2 separate regions of the Homo sapiens genome follow, and region 2 is linked to region 1. The links are chromatin loops, found by intact Hi-C in ENCODE. Cell type or tissue: PC-9. All regions are shown on one strand. Links, peaks and the distances in the headings refer to the core of each region. The heading gives the core; the rest is flanking DNA.

What was found. Peaks named below come from ENCODE experiments on the same cell type or tissue, not always from the same donor. Only the 100,000 strongest peaks of a DNase experiment are listed, where the experiment ranks them.
Region 2: a loop joins it to region 1, with 13 times the contacts of the local background. A loop is called at or near these places in 1 of 110 quality-filtered maps.

Annotation. Positions count from the first base shown.
Region 1 is chr1:91,861,867-91,867,934 of GRCh38, forward strand. The region is part of intron 1 of TGFBR3 (transforming growth factor beta receptor 3); the gene reads right to left. Among named protein-coding and RNA genes, the nearest start is that of TGFBR3, 21 kb to the right of the region's middle. In PC-9, for the core only: no CTCF peak of the experiment used is centred there; DNase peaks (open chromatin) are centred at 2,565 and 2,865; H3K4me3 peaks cover 1,044 bases; H3K27ac peaks cover 1,017 bases.
Region 2 is chr1:92,569,595-92,575,662 of GRCh38, forward strand. All of the region lies in intron 18 of EVI5 (ecotropic viral integration site 5), which reads right to left. It also overlaps the pseudogene LOC107985727. Among named protein-coding and RNA genes, the nearest start is that of GFI1, 86 kb to the left of the region's middle. In PC-9, for the core only: no CTCF peak of the experiment used is centred there; no DNase peak of the experiment used is centred there; H3K27ac peaks cover 74 bases.

The sequences.
Region 1 (6,068 bases), core at 393-5,392:
TTTTTTTTGAGATAGAGTCTCTCTCTGTCGCCAAGCTGGAGCACAGTGGCGCAGTCTTGGCTCACTGCAACCTCCGCCTCCTGGGTTCAAGCGATTCTCCTGCCTCAGCCTCCCAAGTAGCTGGGATTACAGACATGCGCCACTACGCCTGGCTAATTTTTGTATTTTTAGTAGAGATGGGGTTTCACCATGTTGGCCAGGCTGGTCTTGAACTCCTGACCTCGTGATCTGCCCACCTCAGCCTCCCAAAGTGCTGGGATTACAGGCGTGAGCCACCACGCCCGGCCCTGTTTTTGACATTTTAAATCTTTGGTTTTATAGAGAATTTTCAGAACTACAGAAGAAAATCAAGGTGCACCTGAAATATAACACCACCAGTTAAGTTGTGGTACCAAAGTAATCAATGACACTTGATACATGCAACCCTAGTGCCAGCAAGAAAACAAAACCAGCACTGATTAGAGACTCAATCTAATGTTATAATAACAGGGTTATCACAAGGATCAAATTAAGTTGTGCTAGGAATCAATCTGAAAAAAATAAAGAAACATAAAAAGGCAAGGTTCTTATTTCAACTGTTTGCCAACATTTTAACAGGAAAAAAGTCTTCCCTGTCTCTCAGCCCATCTGAGACTATCTGGTTACTGGACTCAAGGATCTAGAAGGTTCTTTCTAAGCTTTTCCTATCCAGAGTCTTCAATGAGAGTTTTGTGGTGGTTTGCCTAACTTGAATATTCCTCACACGGCCCTAATGGTCACTGATTTAGACACTCCAAAGTATATTTCTCCAGCCCTCTATCCCTGAGCCTGGCACAACTCACAGAAGTTCAATTAACAAACATGTACTGAGCATTTACTATGCTCCAGGCATGGTTCCTTCTCATCAAGAATAAAAGTTATGGGTAAAAGTGCAAAGACCCTCCCTGATCTAAGCCCTGGAAAAGGCAGAATGGTGGCATTTCCGGGAGCCATCTCACACACCTGGGGGTTGTGGCCTTGTCATCCTCACTCAGGAAATATCACGCAACAGGAGTTGCCCATAGCTACCTTCAGAGACAAAGCCAATGTGGGCGCTTGTAGATAACAGTACAAAAAAAATTATTTTAAATGAGTTTTTAATTAAATGGTCTTAATTTATTGCATCAAGTGACAAAGAGAGATATTTAAAATGGCTCTTTGCAATTGTAACTTTACCTATGAGAACGGGGGAAATAGGGTGACTGCAGGACAGGGGTGGGAGGGAGCAGAAGCTTTTCACTGAATTCCCTTCTGGGTTTTGTATTAATACCATGTGCAAGTATTACCTATCCAGAAATAATAACAGTAAAGTTCCAATTTCAAAAAGAATTTCTTAGATATGTCTTGAAACTAAATTATTATATAGGCAGGAGGCCACTATGGTTCAATCTTGATATACGATAGTGATTAAAATCCTAGTATGAATAGCATACGGATTATGATAAAGATTAAAAATCTGCCTGGGTGTGAATCCACTCTGCCCCTTACCAAATGGTAATGTTAGGCAGCTTACTCTTCTTGAATGAACATATCCTGTGGTAGGAAATGTATGGTAGGCTGTTGTGAGGATTCAGTTAGTTAATATACATACACAATGCTTAGAACAGTCCCTAGCACGTAACAACCAACCAAATAAATGTTAGCTACAATTACTGTACTGTATCACTACTTGTCCATTCTCTTTGAGCTATTTATACCAATAAAGTGGAGAAATTAAGATATAGCTATTTATGTAATTCTTAGCTACTGTAAATCCAGTTCAATCTTTTGTTTACTGAAAAATAAACATTACAACAGTCAAAAGGAGATAAGCTAAAGAGTGGACTCACTAAAAGAACAAAATTACCAGTCAAGTTGAGGCATAAGTCATCAATGACACAACGGTCTTGTCTCAAAAGCTGACTAAATTATAGAGATAATTTGGGAGCCATTAAACTGACTTATTATCCCTCTAAGTCGAACATTTCTGTCACCATAATTCCACATCAACTCTGATCATATGGAAATCTTCTCCGTTAACTTAAAAATTCAACCACCACAAAGAGGATCTGTCTCTATTTTTTTCCCTTCGAAATATTAGATTCCCTAAATTAGTGAATTGGTTCACAAGAACTATAGTGCCTCCTGCCTATATAATAATTTTGATAAGGAAAAACCTCTCTGAAACAATATGCTATTTCAGCAAATGTTAAAGACAACTTTTATAAAGCAAATCCCTGTAAGGAGATCTCAGAAGAAGATGACTTCCCAGAGGATTTTATGAAGCACATAAACTGTAAGCGGCACGAGGCTTGTGGGAATATTTAATGAGCTTGCGTCACCCTGCCCACAGCTGCAGTGGGTCTGAGGGTCTGTGCTGCGTTAATCCAGGGGCTTAAGCCAGGTCTGAACAAACCTGTGGAAAAGAAAGGCAAATGGTTCCATTAAAAATATAGGCTGCAAATTGCTGACAAGAATATTGGGCAATTATTAAAATGCAGCAATTACAGATATAATAGAGCCAAGCTAAACAGTTTGATGCCCAAAGGCAAACCACAGCAAGTTTACACCGGATCTTAAAACATCTCTGAGGAAGTCCTGGACAAGTTGAAACTACACACTGCTGTTTGTAACAAAAAGGGAGCTTTTCTTCTTTTAGCTTAAAAGTCTCTCCATAATGTAACTGTTCAAAAAGAAAATAAACTGCAGAAGGTTTTTGTCTAATCTCCCCAGTGTGGTGAAAGATTCCCAAGGCAGAGGAGAAGCAAAAGGGAAGTGTGTCATTCTCATTCAGCTGAACTCCAGTTTTGGCCACAACTTGTACACCTCAGTGCCTTAACACCCGACTTAGGAATCAGTTCCCTGGAATGCTGGATGGACTGAAGGCTTCCGAAAAGTTGTAGCTTTGATAAAACTAACGAAATACAAACTCCTCTTTCTTCTGTGAGGTTCTACCACACTGACTGCAAACATCAGGGACTCCCAATCCTGACTTTTTGACCTCAAAGAATCTCTGGACTTTATGAACTAAATGCTTTCTTTAGAAATATGGGTTCTGGCTGGGCACAGTGGCTCATGCCTGTAATCCCAGCACTTTGGGAGGCCGAGCTGGGCAGAACACCTGAGGTCAGGAGTTCAAGACCAGCCTGGCCAACCTGGCGAAACTCCAGCTCAACCAAAAATACAAAAGTTAGCCAGGCGTGGTGGTACGTGCCTGTAATCCCAGCTACTCGGGAGGCTGAGGCAGGAGAATCACTTGAACCCAGGAGAGGGAAATTGCAATGAGCCGAGATTATGCCACTGCACTCCAGCCTGGACAACAGAGTGAGACTCCATCTCAAAAAAAAAAAAAAAAAGAAAAAAAGAAAGAAAGAAATATAGGTTCTGTCTATGGAGTAGCCATTCCTTTATTCCTTTACTTTCTTAATAAACTTGCTTTCACTTAAAAAAAAAAAAAAAGTAGAAATACCTAATGTAAATGATGAGTTAATGGTTTCAGCAAACCAACATGGCACATGTATACCTAATGTATACCTATGTAACAAACCTGCACATTGTGCACATGTACCCTAGAACTTAAAGTATTTATTTAAAAAAAAAGTAGAAATATAAATAGGGTACTCTGAGATCATGAAAGAGCAATTTGGAATAATAGTCATTTTCCCCACATTTCAAAGCAACATGTTCCATTTAAAAGGTAGGTGAACTTTGATGAACTGAAGAACACTTAGTATTCATCAATGAACATAAGAAAATTCTGAGAACTTGGCCGGGCGCGGTGGCTCACGCCTGTAATCCCAGCACTTTGGGAGGCCGAGGCGGGTGGATCACGAGGTCAGGAGATCGAGACCATCTTGGCTAACATGGTGAAACCCCGTTTCTACTTAAAATACAAAAAATTAGCCGGGCGCGGTGGCAGGCACCTGTAGTCCCAGCTACTCGGGAGGCTGAGACAGAAGAATGGCGTGAACCCAGGAGGCGGAGCTTGCAGTGAGCTGAGATCGCGCCACTGCACTCCAGCCTGGGTGACAGAGCGAGACTACGTCTCCCAAAAAAAAAAAAAAAAAGAAAATTCTTAGAACTTAATGGGTTTAAAAAAAAAGCAAACAAATGTGCTGCTAATTCTGCTAATTTCAGAGATCCCCTGGGTTTATTTCTGAGTCCATTAAACTGAGCATACTGCCCCACATGCCCTCATGACCCAACAGAGTGCACAGGTAAAGACCAAGATTAGCTGAAAAAATCCCATCCAAATGAATCCTCAAAACCATCACGTTCTAAACCAATATTCAAAAGGATCTGGTTGGGTACAATATTCCCTAAGGTGAGGAGAGAAATCTTGCTCTATCTAAGAGAAAAACTGTGGCAAAATGGATGTCTGGCAATAGGCTAAAAACCAGTAAGAAAAAATTAGTAGCTTCCCCTTAGATGGCTAACATGGCCTGGCTACATCCATGAGTTGATTCAGAATCAGAACTAAACTAATCCCCATCTTCAGATAGATTTGGCACAATGAGAGAAAAAGTCCTAGATTTGGATAAGAAATCTTCGGAATCACATCCAAGCACAACTGATATTCAATAAATATTACTGCTATATGCCAGGCACTGTTCAAGATGCCAGGGATATAGCAATGAAAAAAAGACGCCAAAAATCCTGCCCTCAGGGAGCTTATATCCGAGTAAAAATATCATTTACTACTTCTCACAAGACATTTAATTTCCTGAGTTTCTCCTTTCAACAAATCTTTATTGCTTACTCTGCTAAGCAGTGGCCAAGGAGACATGTTTTTTGCCCTTGTGGGCTTAAAAGCTGGTGAGATAAACAGACAATAATCACAAACATGTAACTACACGATATAATCAGAGCTCTAAAGGAAAAGTATACGCAACCTGAGGATAAGCGAAGATTTTAAAAGTCAGGTGATGAATGACACTGCAGGCAGAGGAAGCATTACAGGAGGGAGGAGAGCTGCAGAGCTGAAAGGGAAAGAGAAGAGGAATAAGTTCAAGGAGGGGTTTAAACAGGGAATAGCGTGATCAGATGGGATTACTAAAGATTTCCCTCACGCTGTACAGAGAACAGACTGAAGGGAGGCCAGACTGCCTGGACAATCAGTTGAGATTCTCACAGCATGTCAGACAAGAAAGGATGGAGGTTTAGATCAGAATGGAGCCTCAGTTTCCTCCTTTGTAAAGAGTGTAACAGACAAAACTTAGCTACATCACAGAGTTGTTGCAAGAATCAAATGAGATTGTGCATGTATAGTATTAAAACTATCATTTATCATTAGCAAGCTGTTTCTACCAAAGAGATTTATTATCCTGAGGTATCAGATTAATTAGTCCCAACATTCTGTGGCTGCCAGTGGCAGGAAAAGAAAGGAGGAAGATTACTCTGGAACCACCTGTACTGGTAGGCACGGGGGAAGCAGTACGCACAGATGGTACGAGGAGAGCAGAGAAGCCTGACTCCACTCTGCCTGTTCTGTGCCGGCTGCCTTCAGAGGCAAGGTGGGCTGTCCCTCCAGAGCAGGCCCACCCTCATTCCTGGCTGGGAGCATGATCAACAAATCTGGCCCCAGCAGCCTTGGTTTCCTTGGGGCCGAACTTCAGTCCGTCCTTAAGAGCCCTTCCATCTATCCCAAGCACAACACACCTCACTCCCAAGGAAAATACAGGAAAAAGGGAGGGTGGGTGTTGACACATTTCACAAAGTTGGAAAAGACCATGTTTTATTCAAACTCACAAACTAGGATGGCTTTTTCACCCACCCTTGCAATACTCTAAGAACCACCTTTTCACATTTAAGATTTTTGCATCCAAAGGTTTCTGTACCTTTTCATTTATAAGGGTGTCTGCTTTTAAGCTAGAATTAATAAAGAACTGTATTTGGGGGTTCAAAACCTGGCTTACCCAGCTGTGTTACATTGGAAAAGTCATTTAGCCCCTACCACGCCCTCATCTGTAAAATGGTAGCAATATTTTGATTATAATATAAGACAGAATATAGGCATGGTACCTAAAACAATACCTGGCCCACACAGTCTATTTTATTTTATTCTTTCTTTT
Region 2 (6,068 bases), core at 346-5,345, 710 kb after region 1:
CCTGAAATCCCAGCACTTTGGGAGGCCGAGGCAGGCGGATCACGAGGTCAAGAGATCGAGACCATCCTGGCCAACATGGTGAAACGCTGTCTCTACTAAAAATACAAAAACTAGCCAGGCATGGTGGCAGGCGCCTGTAATCCCAGCTACTCAGGAGGTTGACGCAGGAGAATCGCTTGAACCCGGGAGGTGGAGGTTGCAGTGAGCCGAGATTGCGCCACTGCACTCCAGCCTGGCGATGGAGGGAGACTCCATCTCAAAAAAAAAAAAAAAAAAAAAAAAAGAAATATTTCAAAGGCACAGAATAAGAACAAAAGAGTAATATAAGAAAGATAAACTCACCATTAAAATTCAGTCTGTTTCATAACTATCTCACCCTAAGATTTTCCTTGGCTCTGGACTTACTCCATTGTCAGTTCTGTCTGTATACCCTCAAAGTGGAAAAGGATGACATCAAACAGAGAATAAGAGAGTGAGTGAAACAGGAAGAATGTAGAAATAAGGGGAAAAAAAACACGAGGAAGAATGCTCATTCATATAAAAGAAACAAAATCATTATTCTCATAGGAGGTATTCTCCAAATCCCATATGTGACATAAGAAGTGTCTGAGTAAGCATGTCAGTAAACTGATATACTTCCAAGGGGGACTAATTTGATAAGAATCACCCATTTGGATACATATGCTCAGCTGTCCTTTTAGGTGTTTTTTTTTTTTTTTGGCGGGAGCGAGGGCAGGGGGGGCCTAATTTTGGTATGAGGTCATACTCACTCCCTTGGTTGGTTAGATGAAAAGTGAAATCCACTACTAGGAAGAAACCCGTCTGGATGAGATAGAAAGGTTAGATGTTTGCAATATGGAATCCAACTTGGAGAAAAGTATCTTTGAATCTCGTCCTTAATAAAGGTAAAGTTCTTGAGGATTTTGGACATCTCATAGCAATAATATGTGGGATAATATAATATTTTCAGGGCAAATAAGATGACAAAGGCCAAGGTAACCTCTAACATTGTAAGAGAGAAGTTCAAGAATGCAGAAAGACTTTAGGTTTGAAAGGCTGTAGAATGACTAGTAACAATAATTAACACCAATTCTTTCCTCCAGAGAAACTTGCAATGAAAAAAAATTCTGGTAAAACAAAAATCATTAAAGTTGTTATACAAAAGCTACCAAGTGACTCCAAAGATGTTTTTTCCAAAGGTGGGTCTTAGTAGGGTCTAGCTAAAAACTTTGTAATAGCACTTTGATTTCTTTGGAGGAAAGATAGCATTTGATGAAAAACAGTGAAGCTAAGAAATTTTACAACAATAAAGATGGATAAAACAGGGAAGCTAAGAAACTTTATGATAAAACAGATGGAATATTTTTAACTTTAAAAGTGTTTCTTGAACTTCTATTCACTGTGGAAAAAAGAATTTCAAAAAGGAAAACTATATTTTTTATTAAATCCAATTATATAGTTGTCTTATTTAGATTTAAATAAAATTTAATAAAGCTTAATGTTGGGTTTCTTCCGCAAAACTTTTACAAACAAAAAGTTGGACTATAATGACCATTAAGTCATTGCTTCTGTGGTGAGGCACACATACATAAACACATGCACACACACTCAGAAAACAACTTCTAAGGCACACTAGATAAACTGAGGAAAGAGAAAGGGTGATTAAGCAGCTCCAGGCTATGGCAGTAACCCCTGGGCAAGAAAATTACTATCTCAGCTTATTTGTCACACATTAGTGGCACACCAGTGTGACGGACCAGTTAGAAAGCTCTGAATGGGATATTCTGATTCAACAGTCTGCCTTAAGGAAATATAGCTGACATTCCAAAAACAGAAGTAAAAAGTGAGATGTCCTAAATGCTATTTAATAAATTAAAATGTATCAATAACCATTTATCAAAAGTCTGTGATTTTTATGTTCTACATTTTATGCTCTCATTTAAACTTGTTAATTCAAAGCCTTTTAGGATCCTCTTTAAAAGTTAAAACAGGGTAACTATATTTACAATACCAAAAGACATAGCAATGAATTACTATATTCTAAGTGGGTATCAATTTAATTTTAGTTCTGGGACAGTTCATTCAATTATCTAATGTTTACAATTTTTTCCTAAGTATTTTTATAACTTTCTATTTTCAAACAGTGTCCACATGGTTGTTTCTGATAAGCAGGTGGGAAAATGTCAACTACACTAATAAATTTACCAGAAACCTGCATTTTCTTGAGGTTTTCTTTTGGTCTAGCTGATAACAACAGATTGCCAGTTAACTGGTTTCCTAAGTAAAACTAATTAGGTAAGTAACAAACTTAAAGAAAAAGACGCCCAACATATCAACAACTTTGGTATTCCGTACTTTCACTGAAGAGACCTTAAATACATACGTTTTGTCATATACCACAAATGAAACTTTATAAAGAGGGCATAACATAACATGTGTAAAAGGTGTAAATGCATATTTCACTCTTGGTTCTATCTTTGAATAATTCTTTCAGAAATTACCATTACAACGTCCATACAAATCTGATTCATATTAAGGCCTTAAGCCAAGAGAGCTTTGTATGTATGAGGTTCTTAATCAAATGGTCATCAATAACTCAATTAATGATATGCATATTTAAGTGTTTAGGGGTAAAGTATAACAAAGTAACTTTGAAGTGCATTAAAAAATAAGATCCCTACAATGGAAGATGAACAGCTGATAAAGCAACAGAAAAAGAAAATATACCAAAATATTAATAGAGTGGAGATAGTGGGTTTATAGGTGTTCACTGTACAATTCTTTCAAATTCTATGTTTGAAATTTTTCACAGTAAAATACTGGGAGGAAAAGTTATTGATGAAAAACAATTCATCCCCTCTTTCCTCCTATCATCTGCTAAAAAGTAAACACTGGTCTACACTGCACTTCATTTACATATATGAAAAGATATAAGTCCCCCAAAGATTACTTTAGAGTAGGCTCCGTTAGTTTATCCCTTTAATATTTTACAGTAGGTTTTGTGATTATTACTTCAAGATCTATATGCTCTCCCCCATTATGTAGTGGTGATAGGATTGGAATGATACCACCCTAACTCCATGGGTAGGATCTGACTGGTCAAGTCTAAACCAAACAGGATAACCATATCTGTTTTGTACAGTGATGGGTTCGGGGGTGTTCAAATAGTGTGACTCACAACTTTTGCTGGTAATTATAGAGTACAGCTTCTTATTCTGGACACTATGATATATGAATATAAAGCTCATCTGTTAGCCATTTTAATATAATGAGGAAAACCTCCTGAGGATAGAAATGACAAAAACAGCAGAGCCTTCAGAATCATGATTAGTTGCAAGTTGGAGCCCAAATCAAACTTTTTCTGAAGCATATTCTACTTCTAGACTTTTTAGCTATATAAGCCAATAAATCCCCTTTATTACTTAAGCCAGTTTGAACTGGATATTCTATTATCTGCAACAAAAACATACTACCTAATAAATATTTTTTAAATGGCTAAGGAAATGAATATAGTAATATGAACAACATACCCTAGAAAATATTTAAAACAGTGATCCCCAAAGATAATTAGAGAAGTATCACTTTAGGAGTTTTACAAACATACAGATTAAGGAAACTCACCCCGACCTCCTAATTCTAAATATCTAGGAACAGGACTTGAAAATAAGTGTATTTTGAAAGCTACACAAAGAGTGATTCTGACACAGCCAGTGACCTACATTTGAAGTGTACTGGTTTGAATAACCTTTGAAAATTAACTATTTTTTAAAACATAAATTCAAAATTCTATGTATATGCTAATAATAAATGCTTTTATCCTATTTCCTGAGGATCTCAAATATTATTTTATAAGTTTAATCTCATTACAGATTTTTAGTATAGGTTTACATATAACAAAGAGATAAATATTTCCTTTAACTACCCCCACCATGGTAAATGTGGCCATGACCAAGGCTCACACACTTATTTACAAATGGTCTCCACATTTCCAGAGTGAATATATCTAAAAACAAAAATAGAGGAAAACTGTCAAGGGTCCTTAAATTAATTTCTTTCAATTCTGCTATCAGTTTCACTTCACATTATTTCCATGTTAGTTTTCAGCTGGTCAGTTCCCTGTCTACAGAGGTTGGTTCAATTTTGAACTCAAATCCCCTTCTTGGTTAACCCAGCTCTCAAGCAGAAAATATTATTTTAAAGTTTAGTAACATATGATGATGAACTAAATAAAATATTTAGGATCTGAGAAAATTCCACATATATGACTTCCATCACTGAAAACTAAGATAATCATTCTAAGGAACAAAGAAAACCCAAACATTTGGGGACCAGCAAAATAATTCTTTTAGCACTCAAAAGTGTTGTATCTGTAAAGAGACCATGGCAATAAATATGGAAACAATGAATCTTATTTTCTAACCTATATATTATATAGGTAATAGTAAAAAGCTGTGTTTTCTAATATAACACATAAGAGTATGTAGAAGAATATTGTACCAAGAGCAGTAATTCTGGTGTTTGATTACCTGGATTGTTTGATAACGACCTACGCACACACATTCACTTGTTTTATCCCTGCAATCATGGAGAGCTGTAATTAGAGAAAGGATGAAGACAAGATGGAATGTGCCCAGGATGTGTCACATATTCTGTTTGTTGAAAAATCAGTAAATGCTGCAATCCACAGGAAAATAAAAAGTGAATATGTATTTGTGCAATGTGTATATGGCCACAGTAGAAAGTGGGCATTTTATTCAGAGGTGTCTTCACCTGTATCAGCTGCACTACAACATACCACTTAAAAAGTTGAACAATTAAATGTGATGGTGCATCAACCTAAGAGATTGAAGAGAAAATGAGAAAGGTTTTCTCTACAGTTCTAAGTAGCATGGTTTTAACATGTTATAGTGCAGCAAAACTGAGACGAATAGAATGTCAAGTTGCTTTGAGCAAGTGTTTGGGATAAAGGTGGGGTTTAGTAGTGTATAATATTGAAAAACACTGGGGAGGTAAGAGAAAGAAAAGAAGTGGATCTCAAGCATGTTTAAATCCATACATTTAGTCAGGCTCATTTTTAAAGAGAAGTTGTAAAGGGTATCCTTAAGAGTCCATTCTTGTTTTTTAATCTGTTTGTGCTTGTTTTTCTATAAACAGAGTGGGGGAACATTTTAAAACATACAATAAACTGTTTATAAATAAATCTATACATAATTTATAAGGTCCTAAAAATGAATTTTTAAAAATCTGTGTTTTTAACATTGGTTATAACTTACCCTATCTTGGAAACTTTCTTAGGTAGGAAGACAGCAGATTTTAAAAGCTATGTTTCGAGCCATAGGTTTTAAAATACACTACACAATTGGACAGGTTGCTTACAAGTTGTGATTTTATTTTTTGAGCATTTAATCAGTTAACACCTAGTTAGTGTATCAGATGCATAACTGAAGTAGTAGAAAGTGCCCCAGACTAGGAGGCAAATATAAAAGCATCGAGTCCATTATTTTACAACTTACAAAATTTTCCCCTAGTTTTCAAACTTTTCAAATCTATAGAAGAGCAGAAATAATAGTACAATGACACCCATATACCCTTCAGCTATATTCACCAATTACCATTTTGCTACGTGGGCTTTCGTTCTTTTGCTCTCTATGTGTACATATGTGTGCACACACACAGATTTTTTTCCTGAACCACTGGAATGTAAATTGCAGGTGTCATGACATTTTACTACCGTATATTTCATCATGCATCCTCTAAGAATAAAGAACTGCCCTATGTAACCAAATGTCATCATAACACTTAAATTTACAGTAAGTCCATAATATCACTGAAGATAGTTTTTTTTCAGATTTCCCCAAAATGACTCAAAATATTTTATAACTGCCCATAATCAAACCAAGGTTCATGGTTACATTTTGTTATTATATCCCTTTAGCCTCTTTTAATCTACAAGAGTCCCTGTGCCTTTTTTTTTTTTTTTTTTTTTTTTTTCTGAGACAGAGTCTCACCCTGTTGCATAGTCTAGAGTGCAGTGGCATGATCCTGGTTAACTGCAATCTCTGCTTCCT